Linked DNA regions of Homo sapiens: region 1 is linked to region 2. The links are chromatin contacts, found by Hi-C or POLR2A ChIA-PET in ENCODE. All regions are on one chromosome and are shown on one strand. The core of a region is the stretch at or near the end of the contact, and the rest is flanking DNA. Distances in the headings are between cores, read along the strand shown.

Region 1 (6,156 bases), core at 648-3,147, 99 kb before region 2:
ACCTATAAGCCATCCCTGACAACTCTTTCCAACTCTAAGATTTCAGCAATCAACTCAGAGATGAGACCCAGGAGCCTGGCTGCCTGCCATGCCCTGCCCCTCCAGCCCTCCTTTACAGCCCAGCAGCCAGACCTCATGCACCACACGGTTCTGACATCACGACATGCTCAGCAGCACAAACCCCAACTCCACTGGATGCGAATTCCCTTCTACACCCTCCTCCCCCACACTATTCCATCTTCCAGAGATGGCGTCTCCCACTACACAGAGTGTCTAGGACATTCTTGGCCCCCAATAACCATTTTGTCATTCATTATCTCCTTACTTTGAGATACCGTTTACCCCACGAAGCCTCCTCAAGCCTCAGGACAAAATCTGAGAAAATAACCAAGGGAAATCATTCAAGCTGCCCTTTTGCTTAGGCAGCTTCCCTGGGACTACCTGGCCAGTTAATAGTGGTAGGGGGTGTGTAGGTTGGAGTCTAATTCAGACAGCTGTTTGAAAGCACGTGGACACAGTTCTTTCTTTTTCTAATCCAACAGCAATGTAACAGAATGGGGATGGGCGGTGAGAAGGGTGTTAACAGAATACCTGCTATGTGTGCCTCCTATGTGTACCTTTCAGCTACTCCGTGGCTGTAAATTGCCTTCAGAAGACCTAGCACCGAGCATAGTATCTGGCAGATAGTAGGTGTCCAACAAATGTTTGCTGGATGTTGAGCAAAGTACTAGGTACCAGATCCAAGAACTCTGGAAAGGACTATGGGAAATCCCTGAAACCTGGCTCCTGGAGGGGACCCTTAAGCTCACACCAGGAGGGGATCTCCCTGCGAAGCAGCGCCTCCTTAACCACTTGCTCTCCACACAGAACGGCCCCAACTCTCCTGCTCCTCTGATGGAAACTACCAGCACACCTCTCCTCAAAGGTGACATCAGCTCCTAGTGGCACCTTGTCCTGGATCCCTCCTCCTTCTCGAAGAAAACCACCTACACCATGTCTCCAAGTCCTCCAGCCCGACCTCTCTCTTCCCACCCACCATCAAAACCTCAAAATCTGCGCTGGAAAACATCCCTACTGCGTGGACGTAAGTCAGCGCCCCACTCCCACCCTCCCAGTTCAGGCATCTCTATTCCAGCCCTCTTTTCCTGTTGCGCCCACCCCTGTCCCCACCCCCACCAGGCCTCGGGTTGGCCGCTCCTTCCACCCCACCGCCCTGGCACTGCGGAGATGGGGGCATCTCTGGCACAGACTGAGGCTGGCAGTTCGAGGAATGGAGAGCTAGCGACAGGAACAGGGGTGCTATGAGCAACTCGGGAAAGATTAAGACCCCCGCGAAGAGCGAAGACCTCAGCCCATCAGAATCGCGTCCCCAAAGGAGTGGGGTTGGCCCCGGAGCCGAGAGGCGCTTTTTCTGACTCTCCTGGAGGGGAAATGGGGGCGCAGTCTGCTCCGTTCCCACCGGGAGACTCGCCAACTCGGCCCCCTCCCCTGAAGCCGATGGAGCAGAGGGCGCACTCCACGCCCTCCCCGCAGATCAGGCATCGCCCCTATCCTCACCCCCAAGGGCACAGGGCACCGCAAAGGAGGGCGAGGGGCGGCAGGGTAAGCAGTACCGACGCCTGCCGGAGGTAGCACATACGGAGTCAAAAAGGGCTGTTTCCCGAGGTGCGATAGACGAGACCCCTCCCCAAACTGTCGAGGGGAGCTGGAGATGGGGAAAAGACGCATCCTACCCCAGTCCAGGCTCTGGGCGCTCACCTGCCTGCAAATGCCGAAGGCCAGGCGGCTAGGCTCGGAAGCAGCAGGGAGCCGCCCCCGACCCGTGCAGCCCGACACGTCCTAGAGCCGAGCCGGCGCCGAGGTAGCTGCAGCCTCCGCCGCCCAAGCGCGCGGCCGCGGGGCCCCGCCCCCTTCCTCCGCGGACAACCCCCCCCGGCTCCGCCCCCTAGGCGGGGCTGGGCTGCCGCGACCGAGGCCACGCCTCCCGCCCCCAAGCGCCTCGGGTCCGGGCACGTGACGAGAGCGCCGCTTTGAGGCCGCGCGCCATCTTGGTTCAGCCTAGGAGGTGGCGAAGTGCCAGAGTTTTATTCCGCAGAAGGGTCTCAGGGCCCAGGAGTGCTGCCCACATTCTGCCCCTCCCTCTGAACTCGCCCTTGTTCCTAGTCTAACAGCCCGTTCCCTAAATTGGCCTTAGTCTCGGCCTTGTAATTGTCAAGTTTGTCACCTTTCACGCTTGCTCTCCTGCCCGTTCCTTGCTTTTCCTTTGATCGCACCCATTTTTTAAGTGGGGAAACTTGATATCCGGATACTACATCTGTAGTATGCTCTTCAGTGAATTGTGTCGCTTGCCTTCAGGCACCTGGCTGTTCTAACACTGTTACTACAAAATGAAGGGTTTGTCTATTACATATACATAGTATGAAAACAAGTCTCAAATGCCAAAATTCCTGACTGACAAATTTTAGCTAAGCCTCTCCATTTTCCTGAATTGCTCCCTTACCCTGCCCCCTGTGGCTATTAATGCATCTTTTCCATCTGCTTTGTGAAGTTTCATCACAGTGCCTACTCAATCCTTTACCAATACCCAGTAAGCACCACTAAAAGTGTGAACAATTTTTATATACATGCAATGTGTTCATGTGTGTGTATTTATAGATATATACACAGCATGTTCTATATCAGCAGCAAATGCTATAGTTGAGATCAGTGACACATACAACCTTCTCTCATTTATCTTCCACCCAATATATTCACCATTTGGCATAATTTCCTTGCGTCTCTTTGAAGACAGGGAAATCTTGAGTAATTCTGATCTGAGGGGTGGGTAAGTGAAGCTAAATCTGTGACCCTTGAACAACAGGGCCTTCAACTGCACAGGGCCAGTTGCATGCAGATTTTCTTCCTTCCCCGCCACCCCTGAGACAGCAAGACTACCCCTCCTCTTCTTACTCGTCAGCCTGCTCAACATGATGACCCACTTAATGAACAGTAAATGTATTTTCTCTTCTTTGATTTTCTTAATAACATTTTCTTTTCTCGAGCTTATTATAATAAGGTATATACTACATATACAAAATGCACATTAATCAACTGTTTATGTTATCAATAAGGCTTCCAGTCAACAGTAGGCTATTAAGTTTTCGGGCAGTCAAAAGTCATAGCAGATTTTCAACTGTGTGAGGGTCTGTGTCCATAACTCTCACAGCGTTCAAGGATCAATTTATGTTGCTTGACAGAGCAAAATCACAGTATATAACCTGTAGTCCAGAAAGTTCTAATTCTTCTTCGGGTGGTCTGGGGTCCTCACCAAAAGGAAATCCCTGAGACACTTCACATCCTGTCACTAATAAAGCATGTATCATGCTAGAAACGGCAACTCAGCCAATGCAGAGGAAGGCTGAAGCCAAGATAACGACTGGTAACACATTTTACCAAATGTTTGTCAATATTATGCTGAGAGAGAGCTGAGGCAGTATCTAGTACTGTATCTGTCACCATACCATGGAATTTGACACAAAAAACTCAGAGCTGAGTCAGAATACAATTATTAAGCCAAATTTATTTCACCCCCTTTTTAAAGGTACTCCTAAGCGGGGAACAATGCACCAAGACACTCCTGCTCCATGGCATCTTTAGTTCAGGCAACCTGGCAGGGACTGTGCTTCTCCCCTCCTGCCTCAAAGAGGCAACTTTTAATTGTAGAGATCTGCAAAGTGCTCATTGTCCTTAGGTTGTCTGTTATCACTCAAATGCCCAAATTCTGTTTTTGACTGACCCAGGCTCACTCTGTGTGAACAGTTTTAATACCACCCTCAACGTGGGATAAGGTTAGCTGTTAGCAGCAAAATTAAGCAGATGCTTTCTAGGAATATTCCTAGGGAAGATGGTAAAAAAAAAAAAACAAAAATGTGAATTTAGCAGTTTGCCTCACAAGATTTTCACTTTTAAAGAATACTGTCTTAATGCCCACCTCCTGGCAATATCCAGGTAATATCCAGCTCACTGGTTAATTTTGGATGGTGGAGGGTGGGAGGAGAGACAAGCAGCAAGGTTTTCTCCTTAGCAAAACAGAAAAACGTGATTCTCTTCTCAGAGTACACCTGAACAATAGGAGTCATCTAAACAACAGGAGGACATAAGCATTTCTGCATGGACGGAAGACCAGGCTTCTGTAGGCACACAGGATGACAGCAGAAGCAGCACAGTACAGGGCAGAGCAAAGTCGCTAAGTGCTTATGGTTCAAGAGGCTGGTTTCAACATGCAATGCATTTTGTTAATGACGTTTTAGCCTAATAAATGCCCTTCTAACAGTTCAAGGAAAGGGTCACTATCCTTCCTGAAATAACTTTCTTGGTTTTACATTTTATTCAGAAATACATATTTAAAAGATCATTTCATCAATCTTCTAAACTTTTTTGGCTGATTAGAATAACATATACCACAATCAATTTTTTACTTACCCTTTTACTTTTTTTTATCTATGTACACTCTGCCTACTCCTTTTTACCACCATCTACCACAAGAAAAATGAGACTCATCTTTTAAACTTATGGTACAACAAAAAGACCTGGGTCAGAATCTTGGCTCTGCATTTACTGGTGTTATAGGTACAGTCACTAATTCCGTTTTCTCAACTATAAAATGGGAATAATATCACCTACTTTGCAAGACTGTGAGAAGTAGAGATACTATGTAAAGTTCCTAGTATAGTACCAAGGGTATAAAGTCATCATCACCATTATCAGCCTCATGCAAAAAAATACCTAAAATCCAAAACTGCCAAAAGAAAATGTATGCAATAAATATCACAAATTATTTTTTAAAAAAGATACACAAGTCAATATGGTAAGATTCTGAAAACCCTGTCACCTGCTTTATTTCTGGAGAAGGGTAAAGGGAGAAGGGAAAATATTCACTTGAATTTGAGGGGCAGCTAAACTGGAAGCAACAATTTCAGGCCTCTAAGGTTCCTCTGATCCATAAGGGAATGCTGAAACTTCCTTGTTTGGAGATTCAAAGAGTTTAATTTTTCCCTACAGCAAGATCAACAATTTTCACTGGGATAAAAGAATAAAGAACAAACTCAATAGCACCAAATGGGGTTTTAACACAGAAAACAGGGCCACTCCTTTTAAATGCAAATTTTTACATTAAAATATGTTTATAAATCATAGTAGTTGTTTTCCCTCTTGATTCAACATTTCTCCCTCCCCTAACAGGAGCCCTAGAACCTGAAGAGCATGTACATTACTAACGAGATATACAATCCAGCCACCCTGTCCAAACTGGAATCTGATTACTAATGGACTACACTCGAGGCTGCCCCCAAGGGATGGGAAGCAGTAACTACGCTCTCAGGGAGAATGGGTACTGAGGATGCCACCAGTCAAAGAGCCGAACGCTGTGCACTGGGTCCAGGATGACTTGCACACCCTGTTCACTGCGCAGTTTCCGACCACCATGGACAGGGGAATCTTGGAACACCAGTCTCACTCGATGATGCCGCATGTCCGTGCTCACATTGATAGTAAACTGAAATGGAAAAGCAAATTCAGTATCCAACTTACACAACCTTGGTTTCCAAGAGCTCACTCTGAAATGAAATAGTCCAGACTAATTTATACTGGCTAGGCCACAAGATTAATCTCTAAATTATAAAACAAACACCTTTTTTTTTTTTTTTTGAGAAAGGACCTCGTTCTGTTGCCCAGGCTGTAGTGCAGTGATGTGATCTCGGCTCACTGCAACCTCCGCCTCCTGGGATCAAACGATTCTTGTGCCTCAGCCTCCCAAGTAGCTAGGAATATAGGCGTGCACCACCATGACCGGCTAATTTTTGTATTTTTAGTAGAGACAGGGTTTTGCCATGTTGGCCAGGCTGGTCTCAAACTCCTGACCTCAAGTGATCTGCCCACCTCGGCCTCCCAAAGTGCTGGGATTACAGGCATGAGCCACCACGCCCAGCCAACCTTTAAAGATATAAAAAATTAAGGAGAATTTTATAAGGCCTTCTCAGCTTCACGTTTAAACTATGCTAAAGAAAGCCTCCCTAATGAGCACTTTGGGAGGCTAAGGCAGGCAGATTGTCTGAGGTTAGGAGTTTGAGACCAGCCTGAGCAAACCCCATTTCTACCAAAAATACAAAAATTAGCTGG
Region 2 (5,695 bases), core at 2,675-5,174:
GCTTGAACCTGGGAGGCGGAGGTTACAGTGAGCCGAGATCACACCACTGCACTCCAGCATGGGCAACAGAGTGAGACTCTGTCTCAAAAAAAAGAAAAGAAAGTAAATCAGTGTATCATAGAGATATCTGCACTCCCATGTTTGTTGCAGCAGTGTTCACAATAGCTAAGATTTGGAAGCAACCCAAGTGTCCATCAACAGATGAATGGATAAAGAAAATGTGGTACTTATTCATGATGGAGTACTATTCAGTCATTAAAAATAATGAGATTCTGTCATTTGCAGCAACATGAATCAAACTGAAGGTCATTATGTTAAGTGAAATAAACCAGGCACAGAAAGACAAGCATCGCATGTTCTCACTGATTTGTGGGATCTAAAAACCAACCAATTGAACTCACAAAGATAGAGAGTAGAAGGATGATTACCAGAGGCTGGGAAGGACAGTGGGGGTTGGGGGAAGGTGGGGAGGGTAACGGGTACCGAAAAACTAGAAAGAATGAATAAGACCTAGTATTTGATAGAACAGGGTAAGTATAGTCAATAATAATTGAATTGTACATTTTAAAATAACTAAAAGTATACTTGGATTGTTTTAACACAAAGGATAAACGCTTGAGGGGATGGATACCCAACTTTCTGTGATGTGATTAGTACACATTATATGCCTGTATCAAAATCCCTCTGTACCCCCTAAATATATACACCTACTATGTACCGACAAATATTAACAAAAAAGAGGAAATAAAAGAAGAAAAAAGTCAGAAGTCTGAACTAGTTCCTTTGGTGTGATAATCTTGCTAACAACTTCTCCATCTTTTATTTTGTGAATAAAAGGAGTAGGCATACTCTAAACAAAGCCTCTTTTATTATTAAGTTCCTTCTCATATTTGGAAAAATCCTTAATTTAACAGTCAGGAATTAGGCAATATCATTAAAGTACTATTTTACATCCTGAAAACAAGGAATTATTTTTACTTTTTATTTAATTTAATTAATTTATTTATTTATTTGAGATGGAGCCTTGCTCTGTTGCCCAGGCTGGAGTGCAGTGGCGTGATCTCAGCTCACTGCAACCTCTGCTCCCTGGGTTCAAGCGATTCTCCGGCCTCAGCCTCCTGAGTAGCTGGGATTTCAGGCGCAGGCCACCATGACTGGCTAATTTTTTTATTTTTAGTAGTGACGGGGTTTTGCCACGTTGGCCAGGCCAGTCTGGAACTCCTGACCTCAGGTGATCCGCCCGCCTCGGCCTCTCGAAGTGTTAGGATTACAGGCGTGAGCCACTGTGCCCAGCCTATTTTTACTTTTTAAAAAATTGAACATATAAATATATTTTGAGGCGTGCTCTTGCTACGTTGCCCAGGCTGGTCACGAACTTCGGGGCTCAAGCAATCTTCCTGCTTCAGTCTCCAAAGCAGATAGGACAACAGGTAGGTGTACACCACCGCACCAGGCTCTGAACATTATTTTTAATTCATATGAAGCAAAATTCAAAAGGCAAAATAAATTACAAAGAGCAAAAATCTCCTTCCCACCCTGTCTCACAACCAAACAGTTCCTTTCCCCAAAGAAACCAAGGTTACCACTTTGTCTTTTCAAATACATGTTACACATACACAAGCAAATATGAATATATCTTCCACCTTTTTACACCAATAATAGAGTATATAAATTGTTCACAGCTTCATGGTATTGGATTTTATGGATGTACTATACCTTATTGAATCAGTCCCCTATTAATGGACATTTAATGTTGTTGTTGATCTAATCTACAAACAATGCTGCAGTTAACAATCTTGTACATACATCGTTTTACATGTGCACGAGTATATGTGAAGGAAAATTTTATTAAAATCGACGAATATTTCCAAAATGCCCCCAATAATATACCAATCTTGCATTCTTCTCTACAATGTGTGAGTCAGGGACAGTTTTAGATCAGGAAGGTATGACATGGAAGATGGGGACACGTTGTAAATTTAGAATGCTACCCACTTGGCTATGGTTTTAGTACCCTTAAGAATCAAAGGGCTAGGCGCTGTGGCTGACGCCTGTAATCCCAGCACTTTAGGAGGCCAAGGCGGGCGGATCACGAGGTCAGGAATTCGAGACCAGCCCGGCCAAGATGGCGAAACACCGTCTCTATTAAAAACACAAAAATTAGTCGGGCGTGGTGGTGTGCACCTGTACTCCCAGCTACTCGGAGAGGCTGAGGCAGGAGAATTGCTTGAACCCGGGAGGCGGAGGTTGCAGTGAGCTGAGATCGCGCCAGTGCACTCGAGCCTCGGCGACAGAGCAAGAGTCCGTCTCAAAAAAAAAAAAAAAAAAAAAAAAGAATCAAAGGGCTCACAGAGCATAATAGTATTACCAAACACAATTTGTCTAGACATTCAGATAAGCTGAACTAATTAAGCTTTTTGCCTTTTCAGTCACTAAGTGCACCAAAATAAATTAGAATTTCCTGAATCAATTAGAATTTCCTTAGAATCAATTCAGTGGTGATGACAGGGCCCATTATGATGCAGAGTATATACTGAGGTCTGTGGATCCTAAGGCTCAGAGGATTCTCGCCGCAGCGTTGTTCGGCCCGAAAAGGCCATTGTGGACAATGGACGTGAATAAATTTGAGGCCTCTGTGGGTTTTCTCGATGTCAAAAAGTTCCTCAGTACCTGGAAGGTAAAACATACTTGCTGCAATCAGATGCTTGGCATATTAAGCGTTGGAATTCTCTCTGCCTGCCCTGCCTAGTGAGCGGTAGGGAGGAACTCAGGCTCAGCCAATCGCCGAGCTGTAGATACATTCCCAGGCTCCCTGCCGGACCCCACAACATCCAGCCTTTTTTTTGTTTTTTCTTTTTTTTCTTTTTTCTTTTTTTTTTTTTTGAGACGGAGTCTTGCTCTGTCGCCCAGGCTGGAGTACAGTGGCGCGATCTCAGCTCACTGCAACCTCCGCCTCCCGGGTTCACGCCATTCTCCTGCCTCAGCTTCCCGAGTAGCTGGGACTACTGGCGCCCGCCACTACGCCCAGCCAATTTTTTTGTATTTTTAGTGGAGACGGGGTTTCACCGTGTTAGCCAGAATCGATCTCCTGACCTCGTGATCCACCCGTCTCGGCCTCCCAAAGTGCTGGGATTACAGGCGTGAGCCACCTCGCCTGGCCTTTTTTTTTTTTTTTTAAGAGACAGAGTCTCAGTCGGTCGCCCAGCCCGGAGTGCAATGGCGCGATCTCGGCTCAGCAACCTCCGCCTCCCAGGTTCTAGCGATTCTCCTGCATTAGCCTCCTGAGTAGTTGGGATTACAGGCGCGTGCCACAACGCCCGGCTAATTTTTTTGTATTTTCAGTAGAGATAGGGTTTCACCATGTTGGCCAGGCTGGTCTCGAACTCCTGACCTCAAGTAATACACCCGCCTCGGCCTCCCAAAGTGCCGGGATTACAGGCGTGAGCCACCACGCCTGGACATTTTTTTTTTTTTTTTTTTTTTACAGGGTCTCATTCTGTGGCCCAGGCTGGAGTGCAGTGGCGATCCTGGCTCACTGCAACCTCTGCTGCCTGGCTCAAGTGATCCTCCTGTCAGCCTCTCGAGTAGCTGGGACTACAGGCGCGGTGCGGGCTAATTTTTTTTTTTTTTTTTTTTTTGTAGAAACGGGGTTTTGCCGTGATCCCCAGGCGGGTCTGGAACTCCGGAGCTCAGGTAATTCGCTCGCCTCGGCCTGCCAAAGTGCCGGGATTATAGGCGTGAGCCACCATTCCCTGCCCACCCGACCTTTTTGTAATTCGGCTTCCTAGCAGCGTACAGAAGCCCCGCGCTAGGGTACAGACAGGTCACGTGACACCACCTCCTCACGTGACGCAGACTCTGGAGCGGGGGGAGGGCGGTGCTCCAGCTGCATTGCGTCATCACGTCGCGCGGCCGCAGGGGCCAGACCCGGACGGCTCCAGAGCCTCCAGAGCCTCCGGGTCTGGGCGGCGCTTCGGCTCCTCCCGAGCCGCCTGCTAGCCCCGCGCCGCACTCCATCCCCACAGGCTGGGGACGGGCCCGGTGCGGCTGTGTGGGTTCGGGAGCGGAGGTGAGTTGCGCGGAAGTGATGGCAGTCAGCCCTTCCCTTCCTGTCCGTCAACTCCGGGTTATGGCCCTACCCCCCATCCTTGGTCTCCCTGCAAGGCGGAATGGGAGACATGCCCAACAGAGGAGGAAGGCTGGCAGTGGGGTGGGGCATCTGGCCTCGGTCACCCTCTCAACTCTCCCCCTGAACTGCCCCTCTCCGATACCTCCACCTGGCGGTGGCGGCCATATGCCTGGTGGTATTAGGAGGAAGGACTTCGTTTCCTTCTCTAGAATTTAGTCTTTCCCGAGTTTACTACCCATTCCCTGCCCCGAATCTCCCGAAGTGGAATCCCTCCATTCAGATGTTAACGAAAGTTCTAGAAAATAGGTCACTTCAGAAGGGTGAGGATGAAGGATATGCTGAGACTTGGAGTGTTGAGGCAGGAATCCCCTAGAAGGAAGACCACTCTGCACCGGGGTACTGTCATTTTGACACGGAAACGATAAAAGACCCCCCGGGCTGTCTTCATAGTAAATGGACATTTGTTCTAGACCTTTTTACACCCCTAGAGTTGCAACTAAGTTGACTTAAGTCTTTTTGAAAAACATATGCTTTGATGAATCACCCGCTTTTCTGTAAAATGGGTCTTGCAGAGTTGTTGGAGGAATTATCTATAGTGCTTATAGAGTAAAATGCCAACTACAAACAGAAGTAGATGAGAATTTAGGATCTCATTTTTCCTGTTGAAAGATTAATTGTGACTTGTGGACTTTTGGAGACCACAGTTTGATTTCCTTCCCCCCGGATCATTTCAGAAAGTTTTGGATTCCAATATCGATTCTTTAACAGTAATGGACATTCACAGATGTAGAGTAGGAATACCCTCTTGTTGAAGAGCTTCAATATCTTAAGCAAGTGTAAGTCCATCGATAACTTGCGTGGTTTCCATTATTCAGTGTAGGTAATGGGTCCTCAATTGAAGTTTCTTTTTTTTTTTTTTTTTTTGAGACAGAGTCTCGCTCTGTTGCCCAGGCTGGAGTGCAGTGGTGTGATCTCGGCTCACTGCAACCTCCACCTCCTGGGTTCAAGTGATTCTCGGGCCTCAGCCTTCTTGGTAGCTAGGATTATAGGCGCGCATCACCACGCCTGGCTATTTTTTGTATTTTTAGTAGAGACTAGGTTTCACCATGTTGGCCAGGCTGCTCTCAAACTCCTGACCTCAACTGATCACCCACCTCAGCCTCCTAAAGTGCTGGGATTACAGGAGTGAGCTGTTGGGCCCGGCCTGAAGTTTCATTTTAAGAAGAAATCCAGATATGTTTGGAAGTCATCAGACATATCATTTGGATACTTCTTTAGAAAAAAGTTTATTTTTACTGAGTGGCCTTTCTTGCTCTAAGTTGAAGTTGAATACACACTTTTTCTTACATTAAATTCTAAACATTTATTGTGCAACTTCTAGGATAGAAAGCATACATATAAAGCAGGATCCTCTTTTTATGTATGCTCTAAATACTTATCTACTTAAGGACATTAAATAGTAATAATATAACACCTTTAAGAAATTTTATATTTTCGGTTTATCATTTGAGACAAGAACCTTGTCAAGATTTACAAGACATATATTGTTTATCTCTACTTACATTT

What was found. Hi-C counts contacts between places; a loop is a spot of excess contacts on that map. ChIA-PET counts read pairs that join two places held with the same protein, here RNA polymerase II (POLR2A). Pooled maps may share reads with other maps.
Region 1: a map of naive thymus-derived CD4-positive, alpha-beta T cell shows a loop between it and region 2 (12-fold over the local background). The contact joins the promoter of PPFIA4 here to the promoter of KLHL12 in region 2. A Hi-C loop is called at or near these places in 2 of 168 maps with a recorded cell type or tissue (both naive thymus-derived CD4-positive, alpha-beta T cell), 1 of 37 single-sample maps with no recorded cell type and 13 of 50 pooled maps. POLR2A ChIA-PET finds 5 or more read pairs at or near these places in 9 of 52 experiments (B cell, BJ, H1 and 6 more).

Annotation. Positions count from the first base shown.
Region 1 is chr1:203,022,232-203,028,387 of GRCh38, reverse strand. PPFIA4 (PPFI scaffold protein A4) reads right to left here and starts at 1,897. Exons shown (of 30, transcript NM_001304331.2): 1 at 1,759-1,897. It overlaps TMEM183A (transmembrane protein 183A), which reads right to left. Exons shown (of 8, transcript NM_138391.6): 8 at 3,540-5,533. The coding sequence ends at 5,348. RefSeq lists an enhancer at 1,450-1,971 and a silencer at 1,798-2,107.
Region 2 is chr1:202,925,463-202,931,157 of GRCh38, reverse strand. KLHL12 (kelch like family member 12) reads left to right here and starts at 3,924. Exons shown (of 12, transcript NM_021633.4): 1 at 3,924-4,069. RefSeq lists enhancers at 1,654-2,153, 2,154-2,655, 3,732-3,781.